Linked DNA regions of Homo sapiens: region 2 is linked to region 1. The links are chromatin loops, found by intact Hi-C in ENCODE. Cell type or tissue: heart right ventricle. All regions are shown on one strand.

What was found. Peaks named below come from ENCODE experiments on the same cell type or tissue, not always from the same donor. Only the 100,000 strongest peaks of a DNase experiment are listed, where the experiment ranks them.
Region 2: it touches region 1 in a loop (2.6-fold over the local background); 52 of 110 quality-filtered maps call a loop at or near these places.

What each region holds. Positions count from the first base shown.
Region 1 is chr22:17,739,540-17,747,539 of GRCh38, reverse strand. It overlaps BID (BH3 interacting domain death agonist), which reads left to right. Exons shown (of 6, transcript NM_001196.4): 3 at 3,527-3,737. Among named protein-coding and RNA genes, the nearest start is that of MIR3198-1, 21 kb to the left of the region's middle. RefSeq lists an enhancer at 2,625-3,245 and a silencer at 4,823-5,117. In heart right ventricle, a CTCF peak has its summit at 4,916 (motif pointing left); a DNase peak (open chromatin) is centred at 4,931.
Region 2 is chr22:18,064,936-18,072,935 of GRCh38, reverse strand. It overlaps LOC105372853 (a long non-coding RNA gene), which reads right to left. Exons shown (of 6, transcript XR_001755424.2): 2 at 2,723-2,778; 3 at 2,114-2,169; 4 at 1,914-2,029; 5 at 348-429. Among named protein-coding and RNA genes, the nearest start is that of PEX26, 9.1 kb to the left of the region's middle. RefSeq lists an enhancer at 1,630-2,829 and a silencer at 7,412-7,501. In heart right ventricle, a CTCF peak has its summit at 1,668 (motif pointing left); a DNase peak (open chromatin) is centred at 4,315; H3K27ac peaks cover 2,382 bases.

The DNA.
Region 1 (8,000 bases):
AGACCAGCCTGGCCAACATGGTGAAGCCCCATCTTTACTAAAAATACAAAAATTAGCCAGGCGTGGTGGCACGTGCCTGTAACCCCAGCTACTTGGGAGGCTGAGGCAGGAGAATCCATTGAACCTGGGAGGCAGAGGTTGCAGTGAGCTGAGATGGCACCATTGTACTCCAGCCTGGGCAACAGAATGAGACTCTGTCTCCAAAAACAAAGTGGATCTAGAAGATCAAAAAAGGGCATGATTCCATATTGGCACAGCACAAGCCCTATTCTTGGAATTAAATGGCATCCATCTTCCGAGCCCACTCCTGTCCTGCAGGGCCGGCCCAGCCTGTCCCTGAGGCACTGGTCCAGACAGGAGCCTGTCCACACAGCTGTCCACTCAGTGGGCCCAGTGCTTGGCTTCACGGTCACTTGCGGCACCTAGACCTCCTCTGGCAGGTGCCATTCTTTCCTCTCCCTCCCTGCCGCCTCGAGTCTTTATTTTCTGTGGGATCTTGAGTTTGATAACCTGACCTGCTGTGGTGGCAGCACCGCTCTGTGTCCAGATTCTGGATGCCAATTTACCAAGCGCAGGTCAAAAAGAAGTCCTTGGGCAGCGGCTGCCTGCGTTAGCTTCTTGGGGCTGCTGTAGGCGGTTCCAAGCAGGAGAGTGGCTTTAAACAACAGATGCGGATCCCCTCCCGGTTCTAGAGGCCCAAAGGCTGGAATCCCATGTTGCCCGGCTGCTTCCTTCTGGGGCGCTCTCCTGGCTCCTGTGGCTGCCTCTGTCTTCACATGGCGTCCTCTCTGTGTGTCTCTGCTTAAATCTCCCTCTCCTTTCTCTTACAAAGACACCAGTCATTGGATTTAGGGCCCACCCTAATCCAATATGACCTCATCTTAACTTGATTACATCTGTAAAAACCTTATTTTCAAATAAGGTCACATTGACAGGTACTTGGGGTTAGGACTTGCGCTTTTCTTTTTGGGTGACACAGCTTAGCCCAGCACTAACTGTGTCACCAGGACTGTCGCTTGAGGCAGGAATGAAGCACATCCTGTTTGTAAGCTGTCTTGTGCCATGCGGCTGCTCCGTACAAGAATTGTTAGGAATTGATGCAGTGGAATTTTGCATACAGTTTTTCCTCTCTTCAGAAACAACTTTGGAGAAGTAAAGGCTGAATAGCAATACACAAGCACCTTATTTTATTTTATTTTAGATTCAGGGGCACGTGTACATGTTTGTCACATGGGAATATTGTGCACTGGTGGGGACTGGGCTTCCGGTATCGCATGGAGAGGGACTCTTTCTGCGCTCCCCCGCCCCCGCCTCCCTACTGTAAAGTGCCCGGTGCCTGCTCTCTCCATCTTCGTGTCCATGGGCACCCATTGTTTAGCTCCCACTTATAAGTGAGAACAGTCAGTATTTGATTTTCTGTTTCTGAGTTAGTTCACTTAGGGTAATGGCCTCTAGCTCCATCCGTGTTGCTGCAGAGGACATGATTTTATTCTTTTTTATGGCTGCAGCAATACACAAGCTCCTTATTTTTATTTATTTATTTATTTATTTTTGTTGTTTGTTTGTTTGTTTTGAGACGGAGTCTGGCTCTCGTCCCCCAGGCTGGAGTGCAATGGCGCGATCTCGGCTCATTGCAACCTCCACCTCCCGGGTTCAAGCGATTCTCCTGCCTCAGCCTCCCAAGTAGCTGGGACTACAGACGCCCGCCACCAGGCCCGGCTAATTTTTGTATTTTTAGTAGAGACAAGGTTTCATCATGTTGGCCAGGCTGGTCTCAAACTCCTGACTTCGTGATCCGCCCGCCTCGGCCTCCCAAAGTGCTGGGATTACAGGCGTGAGCCACCGCGCCCGGCCAAGCTCCTTATTTTAAGCATTTTTTTTTTCTTTTTTGAGACAGGGTTTCACTTTGTCACCCAGGTTGGAGTGCAGTGGTGTGATCATGGCTCATTGCAGCCTCAAACTTCTGGGCTCAAGTGACCTTCCCGCCTCAGTCTCATGAGTAGCTGGGACTGCAGGTGCATGCCACCTTGGCTAATTTTTATTTTTTGTAGAGATGGGGATCTTGTTGCCAGGCTGGTCTCAAATTCCTGGGCTCAAACGATCCTCCTGCCTCTGCCTCCCAGAGTGCCGGGATTACAGGCATCACCTAGCAAAGCATTAAAACAATTTGCTGCTGGGTGCAGTAGGTCACACCTGTAATCCCAGCACTTTGAGAGGCCAAGGAGTTGGGGGGAGTTGGGGGGCGGGCGGATCACGAGGTCAGGAGTTCGAGACCAGCCTGACCAACATGGTGAAACCTCGTCTCTACTAAAAATACAAAAATTAGCCGGGCGTGGTGATGCACACCTGTAATCCCAGCTACTCAGGAAGCTGAGGCGGGAGAATCATTTGAACCCAGGAAGCGGAGGTTGTAGTGAGCCGAGATCACACCACTGCACTCCAGCCTGGGTGACAGAGCGAGACTCCATCTCAAAACAAAAACAAAAACAAAAAAACAATTTGCCCTGTAAGAACTGTCCTCTAAAAGTTTTTGGTTTTTCTAATGAAAAATATTATGGACTTAGAGAATAGAAATAAATTTCTGCCTACACTTCCATCTTCCCTCCCACCCTTCTCTGGCAGCCCAGGAGGTCTTTTTGTGTGAATCTGCGCAGATCTCAGCGTCCCTGCCCTTCTTTGTGTTTTGTTCTCTCTTCCACCTTAGGTCTTTCTCTGGTCTGGGCACACCCAGCTGCAGGGCTCACCTTTGCCTGTAAGAATACAGCCCCCAAACACAGTCAGTACCCCAAGAACAGTCCCTGCCATCTCTGGCGGCACAGATGCTGGCCAAGCTGCAGCTGCCAGTGCTGCCCAGGGAGCTGGAGAGCTGCCGGCCAAGAGCCCAGCCCCTCTGGGTAGAGCAGGAGCCAGTGCCACCACTCCCTGTGGGATTCGGATTAAGGACACACCCACCCAAAGTAAACCAAGCTTGGCCAAAGGCAGGTGCCCAGCTGTGGTCACCACTCCGCAGTAGTTACTGAAAATCTTCCATCTGCCCAATACCCTCCTGAGCCCGTGAAGGAGATGAGCGGAAAGAGGCTCCGCCTGTTGGAAGCACAGCCAGGAAAGGTGGGCTCAGATTGCTGAAGCCTGCAGGGGAACTTGAAGAAAGCGTGCCAGCACAGGATGGCGGATGATGCCCGCATGACACTCGCTCGCCTCCCCGGAACAGCCTGTGGCCTTCTCACCTAGTGGGAAGCTCCCCAGCCGCGTGTTTCAGGAGGTCCAGCAGATTCCTCTGCAGAGGAATCCCTTTCTGCAGAGTCGGGGCTCGCTCCCTGCCATCTACGGGCAGTGCTGCTTAAAGCTGTGGCTGCAGACCTTGCCTCTGCCTGTTGAGACCTCCTGCAGGGCCCTCCAGCCCACAGGGTCCCTCAGCTCTCTGGGACCTGTGAGGCTCTTTGGGCCAGCTGCAACTGGAGCTCTTTGCAGGAGGGGCCTCTGGCCTGGCTGAAGTCCCGGCTTCCTGACTCCCCTTTCCCCTCAGGTCAACAACGGTTCCAGCCTCAGGGATGAGTGCATCACAAACCTACTGGTGTTTGGCTTCCTCCAAAGCTGTTCTGACAACAGCTTCCGCAGAGAGCTGGACGCACTGGGCCACGAGCTGCCAGTGCTGGCTCCCCAGTGGGAGGGCTACGATGAGCTGCAGACTGATGGCAACCGCAGCAGCCACTCCCGCTTGGGAAGAATAGAGGCAGGTAGGCGGCCGGCCCCACCTCCTTCCCCAAAGCTGGGCTTCTCTGTCGCCAGTAACATTCAGGGAGCCTCAGGGCTGGAAGGGACCCCCGGGATCACTCTGCCTCTGCAGTTTCAGCTGCCACGTACGCTGGTATCACTTAATCACTTGACTGGTCTCTACTTGATTCCCTCCAGTGCTGCTGAACTCACTGCCTACCATTTTTGGGTGACTCTGTTAGAAAGTTCTTCCTTTCTGTTGAGACAGAATCTCATGTACTGGTCTTGAGTCCCTTGTCTGGACCAACATAGAATGGTGTTTTTATCCAATTTTCCAAATGTGATTCTGATACAAAGATTGCAGACCACTTGTCTGGATTATATAACCCAAGGGGTTCTCACACTTGGCCTTGTATCATTTCAAGGACCTGGAGCTTTAAATGCTGGTGCCTGCATCTCACCTCCAGAGATTCTGATTGGTTGGTCTGGGCATTGCTGGGTCTGGGCAAAGCCCCCAGGTGGCACTACCGGTGCGGCCCCTGCCTCCCCAAGCAGGCCTGGCTGACTGTCCCATTGATTGAGGCCCACTGGTTTCACAGTGACTTTTGCACTGTCTATACCTGACATATTTCCTTTCATACATTATGCTCCGTGATTACCTATACAAGAACACAGAAGTATTTGGAACCTCATTTCCAGGTGAGGAAACCCAGGTCCAGCAAAGGGTAAATGACTAGCTCCAGATCACACAGCTTGTGGCCATGTTACCACTGGGACATGGGGCCAGGCCCCTTCTTGAGGTGGGCCTCAGCCGCCCTCCCACTGTAGGGCACTGACTCCAGGTCACCATGGTTTCCAGACTGTTCACCTTTCCTGTTGCTGATCCCTGCACTCTCCTCCAGCCTCCAGCTCCACTCCCCTTTGCCAAGGGGCTGCTTCTATGGACAGGGGCTGTCCCGAGTGGAGGCTGGGGGCGAGTGGAGGCTCACCCACTTCCAGATCCAGCCCTGCGACGCTGGCTTTCAGTAGTGTGCACATTGGAATTACACGAGAAACCTTTTCCAAATGCAGGCCTTGGGCCCTACTCCAGCTGCCTGCATCAGGCTGTTTTAGGGCGGGAGACTGCCCAGAGGATTCTGACGCAGGTAGAATCCCTGCCCTGAAAGCCTGCAGGGATCCCCGGACCCTGGTCCAGGCCTTCCAAGCTCAAGGGTTGCACTGCCCTCTGGTGGCTGTGGGGGAGACCAACAGCTGACCCAGCCTTCTGCCTCCCGCCTGTCTTAGATCAGGTGCTTGAGGACGTGGCTGGAGTTCCCCACTAGACCGGGGTGGGGGTGGGGGTGGGGGGTGGGGGGAGGTGTCTGAGAATGTCTCTGCCTTCTAATCCAGCCAGCATATCTTCTGGCTCGCCCTGAACTGAGGAGAAACCCCAGATCCCTTTGGGAAGGTCCAGGAAGGGCAGGAGTGGACAGGCACAGCTCTGCTGTCAGCACTGCTGTGGGGGTGACTGTAGCCCCAGTCTGCCCTGGTGTTTTTCTCTCGCTCTTCTCCATGCCGGCCTTTGCCTCTAGACTGAGAAACCGGGGTTGACTCAAGTGGCACCTGCAAAAGTGATCATGGCAGTTCACTTAGCCTGCAGGTGACAGGGACTGTGAATCTAGTCCCTGGCGAGCCTGGAAAGAGGGGCAAGGTAGAGGCTCTGGCTGCCGGGGTTTCTTTGGTGAGTCCGTTCACTCGGCTGGACACAGACGGATCAGGAAAGATTCCTGTTGCTACTCGGCTGGTGGCCAGAGGGAGAGAGGACGTGTCCGTAACTGAAGCAAGGTGGATAAGCTTCGGGAACGAGCGAGGCACAGATTCGGTGCTGGGGGAGTGATGAGGTGCTGGAGGAGCTGGGTGCTCTGCTCTGCAGGGAATCAGGAAAACTTTGGGGCTGCAGCTCCAATTGAGCTGGGCCTTGGGGGTTGGGTATGTTTGGTTCCTTGGAAACTGGGAAGAGGGAATGGCCATCTTTTAAGCAAAAGCCCAGCGGCTATAAATGCTACAGTGAGGCTGGGTGCAGTGGTTCACGCCTGTAATCCCAGCACTTTGGGAGGCCAAGGCAGGTGGATCATGAGGTCAGGAGTTCAAGACCACCCTAGCCAAGATGGTGAAACCCCGTCTCTACTAAAAAAAATATATAAAAATTAGCCAGGCGGGGTGGCGGGTGCCTGTAATCCCAGCTACTTGGGAGGCTGAGGTAGAGAATTGTTTGAACCCGGGAAGCGGAGGTTGCAGTGAGCTGAGATTGTACCACTGCACTCCAGCTTGGGGAACAGAGTGAGACTATGTCTTGAAAAAAAAAAGAAAAAAAAAAGCTACAGTGAGTAGTTGAGTTTGCCTAGGAAGCGTGGAAGTTAAGTCAGACGTACTTTCAGGCTGGGTCATGACTTGTCACTTAAGCAGAGATGAGCACTTGAGAGGTTTTGAAGAGAAGTGATGTGGCAGCCTTACTGCATGTTCCATGGACAGACTCCAGGGAGGCCGTGAAACCCCCAGAGCACAGCTTCTAAGAACGTGCCCACTCCTTAGCACGTCACTTCTCCCAACCCTGCCCTGCTCTGAGGTCTGTGCTGTGAAGGTGGCCGAGTAGACTGGACGGCAGGGAGTGGGGCTGTCATCATCAGATGAGAGCTAAGGGGACCCCCACCAGGGTGGCGGCAATGGCAGAGGGTAGGCAAAACGCTTGTATTTGCAACATAAGGTGAGATTTGACAGCTGACCGAGGGTGGGAGCAGCAGCCAAAACCAAAAAAGCCAGAGGGAAGTTGCAAGCACAGAAAAAATAGAAGATTTAATGGGAGAAATAACAATAGCTGGCATCTATTGAACACTTACTGGGAGCTAGGTACAGGGCCCATTCATTCATTCATGCAATTAAAACTTTTTTTAAGAAACGGGGTCTTGCTCTGTTGCCCAGGCTGGAGTGTAGTGGTATGATCACAGCTCACTGCAGCCTTGAATTCCTGGCCTCAAGGAGTCCTCCCACCTCAGCCTCCTGTGTAGCTGGGATTATAGGTACGTGCGGTACACCTGGCTCCCTTTAAAAGTTTTTTGTAGAGGCAGGGCACAGTGGCTCACACCTGTAATCCCAGCACTTTGGGAGGCCAAGGCAGGAGGATCACAAGGTCAGGAGTTCGAGACCAGCCTGACCAACATGGTGAAACCCGTCTCTACTTAAAATACAAAAATTAGCCGGGTGTGGTGGCGGGCGCCTGTAATCCCAGCTACTCAGGAGGCTGAAGCATGAGACTTGCTTGAACCCAGGAGGCGAAGGTTGCAGTGAGCCGAGATCGCGCCACTGCACTCCAGCCTGGGTGACAGAGCAAGACTCCGTCTCAAAAAAAAAAAAAAAGTTTCTTGTAGAGGCAGGGCCTTGCTTTGTTGCTGGTGCAATCACGGCTCACTGCATCCTCTAACTCCTGGCCTTAAGCAATCTTCTGTCCTCAGCCTCCCAAAGCACTGGGATTACAGGCATGCATGACCACACCTGGTCCCTGCCATTGTTTATTGAGCACCTACTGAGTGCCATGTATTAAGTGCTGGGTATTTGTCAGTGGACAAAACAGATTAAAAAAATCACAGCCCTTAGGGAGCTTACCTTCTGGCAGGGGCGTCAGACAATAACACAGCAAGTGCTGAGGAAGAAACGGAGGCGGCAGGGAGCGTGGCAGTTGAGCGTGGCCTTCATGGAGCTGCGACAGTGGTACTCGGGCAGGGGCAGCACGGAGGCTGTGCGCCAGAGGAGGAGGACTGAGGGGCAAGGGGGAGAGCTCTGGTTGGAAAGGCAGGGGAGATTCTCCAGGGCCTTGCCGGTGCCAGTGACAACTGGGGTTTTCCTGAGACGGGACTGCGAGGAATGGGGGCTCTCAGGCTTGAGAGGGCAAAAGTGGGTCTGGGATGCCGTCTGCCCACAGAGCCCCTTCCCCAACGGCTGCCCAGGCCAAGGCCAACCCTGTTGGGTTGTGTGGTGTGAGCCATGAAGCCGCTGCCAGGCTTGTACCTCAGGCGTGGTCGTGATGCCCCAGCTTCACCGGCCCTGCCTGTGGGGACGTGGTGCCTGTGTGCGGGAGCCTGGGCCTCAGCCGAGGCCCTGAGCTCCGGCACTGCCCAGAACCCAGCTCAGCGCTGGTACTCAGCCCGCCCGCTGTGGCCCTGGTGGAGTGGAGCACGTGCCCAGTGGGGGCTGGCCTTGTCCCATCGCGGACCTGTCCTTTCCCGGGGCAGGGTGGTGTGGGAGAGGGTATC
Region 2 (8,000 bases), 330 kb before region 1:
TGGAGCTGGGGGAGGTGTGCGGACTTAATCCGGACCACTGGGCTCCAGTCTTTCTTCTTAACTAGTATAATACTGGATCTACAAGGTACTTTTGCTTGTCTTATTTGACCTTGACAGCAAACCTGTGAACAAGGTCATACAGGTATATTATTATTATTATCCCTATTGATAGATGGGAAATGAAAGCTTGGAAACTCTGCCGAAGTTTAAAATCCATGGTTTCAGTGGCAAAGCTGGGAAGGAGGTTTCTCACCAGATCCCATGCCCAGGGGCCATGCTTCAAAGGGCCTCCATAGCTCCTCTTCATCTGCCTTGAAGGTGACTCCAGGAGCCCCTCCATTTCTTACCTACCCCAGGAGTCAGAAGATGCACTCAGGGAAGGCTGAACAAATCTTCACGATGCCAGATCAATTCATTCCCTCTCCAAGCCTGAAAAACGAAACCAGTAATGGGTGTGCACTGGGGATAATTCAGCCCTGGCTCTATTGTGGAAGGGTATAAAGATGCTCTCTCCTCCCAGAGTCTTTCCTGATCCTACCTGATTCAGGCAAATCACTCTTTCCCAATTGTGCTTTGCTTTCTTGATGCCTCACCTGTGGGTCCTTCCAAGTTTCCACAGTTCCTTATAGTTATTTGTGTCATTCCCCTACTGTACTGTGTTCTCCTGTGGGCAGGGACAGGGTCCCACTCATTCTGGGATCCTGGTGCCATCTAGCTTGGTGTGAAATAATAGCATGTAATGCTGCAGAGGGACCCCACCTCCCTTGTGCTCTTCAGTGTCATATGGCCTTGACTTTCAGGCACCCTTGCTGGTAAGCACTGTGTGAAAAGGTTGGAAGCTGAGAAGGTCCGTGCCCTGGCCCAGGCCTGCAAAAAGACAGACACTGGCAGGTGTTTCCAGATATTGATCTGCCCAGCCTGACTTCTTGTCTATGAGCAATTTGCAACTAGAGTTCTTTTCCTTATTTCCTAGAAATAATCTAATAAACTCAGTCACTCTGAGCCACAGAATTTTAGAGTTGGAAGGAGCTTTATACTACAGTCAAGGAGAAACTGAGGCCCCACTCGGCATCTGTTTCCGGAGTAGAGTAAGAAGGACACCAGATGCAACACTTAAAAGTCGGTGAAGTGAGGAAAACAGGTGTCTGTGTATATTTTTAATCAATGACATTTCAGTTCACTTCAAAAGTTAAGGGCTACTCAGCCAAGCTCCAGTCTACTTGGTTTTGTAAAGACCTTTCTCTGCAAGTTAGGATGTTCAGGAAAAATGACCCTTCCAGCTAGGTGTGGTGGCTCATCCCTATAATCCCAGCACTTTGGGAGGCTGAGGTGGGTGGATCACCTGAGGTCAGGAGTTCGAGAAAAGCCTGGCCAACCTGGTGAAACCCTGTCTCTACTAAAAATATAAAAGTTAGCTGGGCATGTTGGTGGGTGCCTACAATCCCAGCTACTCGGAAGACTGAGGCAGGAGAATCACTTGAACCCAGGAGGCGGAGGTTGCAGTGAGCTGAGATTGCACCATTGCACTCCAGCCTGCGCAGCAGAGCAAGACTCTGTTTCAGAAAAAAAAAAGAAAGAAAGAAAGAAAGAAAAAAGAATGACCCTTCCTGGGATTCACAGGGCACAACTCTTGGAGGTGTTAATCATATCGCACATCGTGTGGGTGGGGGTGGCGCCCCCTGGAGGTGTGCAGTTTTACAGTGTGCCAGGCCGGATGTGGCAGCCTACCTTGTTCCTGCGCCACACTAACATGGGTTTTGATGGCGAAGTCCAGACACATTCAGTTTTCTGCGGACACTCCCAGTTTGTGGCAACAGCAAAGATTCTGCCCATCCCCCCAGCCCCAGTCTCTTATCGTCCCTCACTGAGGATGGGCTGCTCAACAGACAGGCTGCCTCTAAGCAGGTACAGACCTGCCTGCGCGGAGTTCTCCGGGAAGAAGAGGATCCCGAATGGTAAGGCATGCAGTCACCATCCCTTCTATTTTGAGTCCTGCTGGGAAACTTGTTTGTTCTTTGTGCATCTGGTTCTGAAATGTAGCGGGACAGTGGAAATATATTACAGGTAGACTCCACACACCCTTCCCCTAATCGCTCATGACAGAGGTGATTACCTGGGCAGCATGAATGAGTAGGTGAGTTCATAGTTCTCCTCTCTGACAGCCAGAGTCTAAGGGATCAGAAAAACAGAGATGGAAAAACAGGAATGACATGTTACCATAGCAAACAAGGAAACTCATGTGTACACAGCCTATGATTGAAACCACCATGTTATTATAGCCTATGAAATAAACAGAGATGAAAAGGCATCTCTCTTCTTCCCTTCCCAGGGCCATCTTGAAGGGACTCCTTCCCCTCTGACTTCCTGTCACAGGCATTTGTCATTATGATTTTCGCCAGCTGCTCCTGGTTTTCAGAAACTCCATTTTCCATACCTGAGAAAACCTTCTGTGGGATTAGAGGAAACTATGGATCCAAGGTTTTACAAACGGGAATCTGGTTGTTCAGTATCCACTGTCTTTTGTCTTTTGTTTTTGCTTAAATGATACATACCTAAAGTAAAAATAATTCAAAGACACAAAAGTACAAAGAGAATGAGAATCATCTGAAATCCTACCACTCCTAATAAGAACTTTTAGCACTGTGCTGCATATCCCTCCACAAGCACACACAATGAGCATGCGTAGCTACACAGAGTTATGCCACTCTGCACCCTGACTTACCCATGGTGCGTCAGGGGAGTCCTTTCTATTCTTCAATTGGATATTGGAATTACTACCTAAAACAAGAAATCAAACAATCCCGCTGTTACTAATAATGACTTAGCTGTTTACAGTTCTCTGTAGCTAAAAAGCAAGTATACGTCCTTGATCCCATATAGTCCTGAAGCTGCAAGGAGAACTCTGGGGTGCCCAGCTCCCTCCTTTGTATGCTTCATTCTCCTCATCCTTCACATTTGTGTGGTACTTTACAACTTAAAAAGCACTTTCACATTATTTGATTTGATTATCATGAAGTGAGATGATCAAGCATAAGATACGTAAAAATGATTGCAGTGACAATGATAATAGTCATAACGATATTTATCGAGAAATTAGTGTGTGCCAGGCTCCATGCTAGGTCCATTACATGCATTGATGCATTGCTTCATTTAATGCTCATTATCCCCATGTTAAACATCATAGAACTATGGCTTAGAGAGGCTGAGTAGTTTGATCACATTTCCACAGCTAATCCAGGTGGAATTCTAATCCAGGTATCTCTGACTTGAAAATTCCTTGTTATTAACCACTGCATCATACTGCCTCTTATAACGACTGATCTTTGTGCAGTACTTTATAAAAAAACCTCTAGATTATATTATTGTCTCAATTTTATAGCTGAAGAAACTAAGGCCGGAGAGGTTACATGTTTGCCTGAGTCTCAGAGCTGGGATCCTAACCAGTTTGATTCCACCTCTGCTGCTGTTTCCACTGCACTGTACCAGACTCTCTCCTCAAAGAGAAGGTGCTGGGTGTCAAAACTCTTCTCTCAAGTCTCCAGAAAGGGGAGTCCTTATTAAGATCTTTCAAAAATCCTTCCTGCTGCAATGAAATCTGTGTGCCTTTTTCTATGGGAACAAAGGTCAGCCTCTTGCGTGGAGACTGAGTTCTCATGCACTAGTTGGGAAGAAGGAGATAAAGTTCTCGGAGCTCCAGTCTGATCTAGGTGGTTTCTTCTTCACAATGTTCTTGTGTGTTTGGCATAGGGCAGAGTTGGTCTGTCTTACTCTTTTTTTATTTTTTTCAGAGAGGAAGGAGGGAGACTGTTTATTCTTGAGGATATGAAACTAGAGATGATACAAAATAGAAGGAGATGCAGGGAAACCATTTAAACCCAGGGTGAGTGGAAGGCACATACAAGGAATTCCACGGCATCTTTTTTGACTTATAGGCAAAGTGTCAGTTTATGGAGGTATCTAGGCCATTAATATTTTCCCCTTTAGAGATAACAAGTGTTATTTATAAAGCACTCTTTTCTAGAATGAACTCAAAGCACTGAATGGGTGCTGCCTAATTACTCCACCCAACAAACAATCAGGCAGCCAGGAAAAGAGAGAGAGAATTATGCCCATTTTACAGTTTGGGAGACTGAGCCATGAAAAGAGTGAGGCCTTGCTCAAAACTAGCTCATGGAGAGCTGAAAATAGAAGGCAAGCCTCCTAATAGCACCCTCGCATCTCACTGTGTACAGCTTTCCTGCTTTCAGATGTCCTCCTGAGAAAGGAGAGCCTGCTTGCTGGCCAGAGAAAAGCAGCCGACATTCTCTGGTGACTACAGCTCCCAGCAGACACCGAGAGGAGACAGGGCTGTGCCCCTAGTACCCATTCCAGATTCCCAAATATGGAGAAGCACTGGGTTTTGGAAGAGGAATGGAATGTTTACCCTTGAGAGACAGAGAGAGAGAGGATGAGGTAAGTTTGGAATATTTAACTCTGTCACCTAAATGCCTGCCTGGTCTTTGAAATACAGCAGCCAAAGTCATGATCTTTTAATACATCTTTCTAGAAGATCTCACTTTTTAAATCCAGCAGTTACTTCAGCAGAACACTGCTTTCTCCTAGGATTAGGTGTGTGATGATGGGACAGTTGTAGTTCCAGGAGGCCAGATACCCTTTTTCTGACGCTGAGCAGCTCAGAAAGTGATGGTGGGAAGGAAACCCAGGTGAAGATCTGCTCTGCTGCAAAAGGAGCAGACGTCCCCGAGGCTGTGCTGCTGGCAGGCTTGCCGAACCAAAGGACCAGCGGCCTGGGAGGACAAGGGTTACTCTTTGTCTGCCTGGGAGGCTGCTGAGCCCGCCTGGTGGGAAAGGCGTGAAAGAACTGTTCCCACTAGCTTGGTCTCCATTCTGTCAACAAATGTTGACAGAAGCACCTTTGCTGGAGGCACTAGGCTGGATGCTGAGGGGGATGTCTGACACAGAGCAGATCTCTGCCCTCAGGAGGCTTCCCCTCGGGGGAGGATGGAAAAGGAAAGATGGAGCAAGGAAGAAAGAGACAGACAACATAGGGCAGCGTGTGCTTACACCTTTCATTCAGTGTTTATTTACCCGTCGCCCACCATGTGCCAGGCGGGCACTGTTCTAAGCCACTTGGAATGCAATTGTGACTCTGCCAAAAGAAAAGGCTTCTGCCCTTACAGATCTCACTTCCTGGCAGCCCCTGATATCTGGGGGAAGAGTTCTTCAAGCAGAAGTCACAGCAGCAAGTGCGGGGCCTTGAGAGGGGTGTGAGGGTGGTGAGCATGCGAGCAGAAGGCCAATGTGGTGGGAGGAGAGTGGACAAGGGCAGGAGCAGGAGGTGGGAGAGCCAGGCTGGGGTCAAAGCACACAGGGCCTCATAAGGATCAGGAGGAGGGATTTCTTTCTAACTGTAGTGGAAACCAGTGAACTGTCCCCAATGAGGGGAGCAGACTCTAAAAGAGTCTGGAGAATGGTGCAAGGGTGTTGCTGAGCAGGGATGGACAGGAGGATGGATTCCGATCTAGAGAGAAGGTGCTGCCATCAAGAAGACCTTCAGAAGCTGGGTGTGGAGCCAGGCCAGCACATGGCCTGTCCAGACCATCCATCTGTCCAGAGACATGGTCACATGGGAAGCAGTGGATGGCGAGGCTGGAGAGGGGGGATCAGGAAGGTGTTTGTTTGTTTGTTTGTTTGTTTGTTTGTTTTTTGAGACAAGGTCTCACTCTATTACCCAGGCTGGAGTGCAGTGGCACCACCTAGGCTCACTACAACCTCCACCTCCCAGGTTCAAGCGATTCTTGTGCCTCAGCCTCTGAAGCAGTTTCACCATGGTGGCCAGGCTGGTCTCAAACTCCTGGGCTCAAGTGATCCACCTGCCTTGGCCTCCCTAAGTTCTGGGGATACAGGTGTAAGCCACTGCACCCAGCCTAAGTAGGAAGATTTTTGAGTCAGAAGGCTCTGAGCCTCAGGTTAACAGTAACAGGGAGACTTGGGTACATAGAGGCATTTTTCACAGACTTAGACGTCCATCTGAGAACCTGGTCTCCACCAAGAGGCCACCATTTTCCCCTAAGAGATTTGTTGCTTTGGAGGCTTCTGAGTGCCACATTGAAACCAAGGTGGCTGAGCTGCACAACTCCAGTGGCCCCGTGGACTTTGTATTGTATGTGAAAGGTGCCCCCAGTGCATAACGTAAACCACAGGGCAAGGCACCTGGTGGCACTGTGCGATGGCAGAGGCACCGTTTAGCATTTGGAGGATAAAGTGTCAAACCCACCAACAAGGACACACGGCACTTTAGTCACTCCCTTGACCCCTCGACCCAGCACAGCTGGCTGCAGAACAGGAAGAGGAAGGGGGATGAGAAGAACCGGGTGAGAGAGAGCTGAAAGGGAGAACGGAAAAGAGGGGTTAAAGGAGTAGGTAAGGGAAGGAGCACTTAATTTAGGTCATTCTTTTGCCTAGCAAAATGTGAGAGGGAAGTGAAAGATTGAGAAGAAGGGTAGCAAAAAGGGAGAAAATGATTGCGCAGGTGGCTGAGTTGCAAGTAGTTTTAGTAGAATTGTCCACAGCTGTGATCACTCTGGTGCAATGTGGCATGCATCACGTCCTGCCAGTCTGTGGAAATCAGGGCAGTAGCAAGGTGCCGAGACTGCAGTGTTGGGGATCTAAAGAAGACCCTGCCCCTGAGGAAGACAGTTGGCTTGGAGCCATCCAGTTCCTGGACATGCAGGATGAGCCGCTAGTCCACATTAAGCTCCCCACCAAGGGGTCTTATCCTCACTACTCCCTTTCTGTCTGAATTTGGGGAGACCATGGTACCACCCCAATAGATCAGAGCTGAATAAATTCAAAGCAAATGACAATCCCTGCCATGCTGCTGCTTCTCTCAAACCCCAGCAGCCAAACAGATAAAGGACTTTGTATGAAGAGGGAGCAGCAGACTGCTGTATGGGTGGCAGGGATGATGTGATGGGATTGGTGTGTTCTCTGCCCAGTCAGATCCATTTTCAATTCTCAATAATAGCAAGTAGCAATAAAATATTCTCTTAGACCATCACATCGAGGTTGCGTACTTCCTTGGACATGCAAGACCCGGCAGATTGTAAAGCGAGCCACGGTATTTAGGAGCCAGGACCCACATGCCAATGTCATCACCTCTCCTGCCTCTCACCCCACCTCCTTTCCAGAGCCATTGAATTTAGAGCAGTGTTGCCCTCTGCTCTCTGCACCAAATGCAACTGGCATACAGCTGCAGATATGGCTGCCATGCCCCATCCATCCTACAGGTGCCCATTGTCAAGTGAAGAAATGCCTGACTTTGGAGTGACAGCGTCAGAGTGTGTGGAAAGAATCCTCCTATCCCCAAACCACCCGAGAATTACATAGCTGTGCCCCATCATGCTGGCTAAGAACCTCTGCCCTCCTGCCCCCGCCTCTGCCTGCACCTGCATGACTTGCAGCTTAGCAAGCCTCTGAGCGATGACACAGCTTTGACCGACGGGGGCCGCCACTGCCTGCCCGTTGGTGGGCACAGCCAGGAAGACTCCTTCAAGGAGCACACGCTCATTTCATCCATCTCCTGGAAGCAGCTTGCCCATGTCCCTCAGGACCCAGCCCCTGCCTGCCTTCCTGGCCTCATTTCTCACTCCTAGTCTCCTCCTCATACCCACAGCTGCAGTCATAAAGCCCACCCTGCCACTGTCCTGGCCCACTCTGCCCTCTCTCAACCTGGGACTTTAAGCAAATGACTCCTTCTTCTTGGAAGCCCCTCTCTGCTTCCTGGACAGGCTGACCCCTTTTAACCCTCCAGAGTTTAGCTCAATTATCACCCCTTCTGGGAAGATTTTCCTAAATCTCTCCTTGCCTCTGTCAGGTGGGTGACGAGCTACTTGTCTATCTTCCTGTGGCACCCTGTACTTACCTGCATTGCAGCCTGCTCACCGTCTGCTTACGGAAGCAAATCCCACACCAAACTATTAACTCCTGCAGGGCTTTGC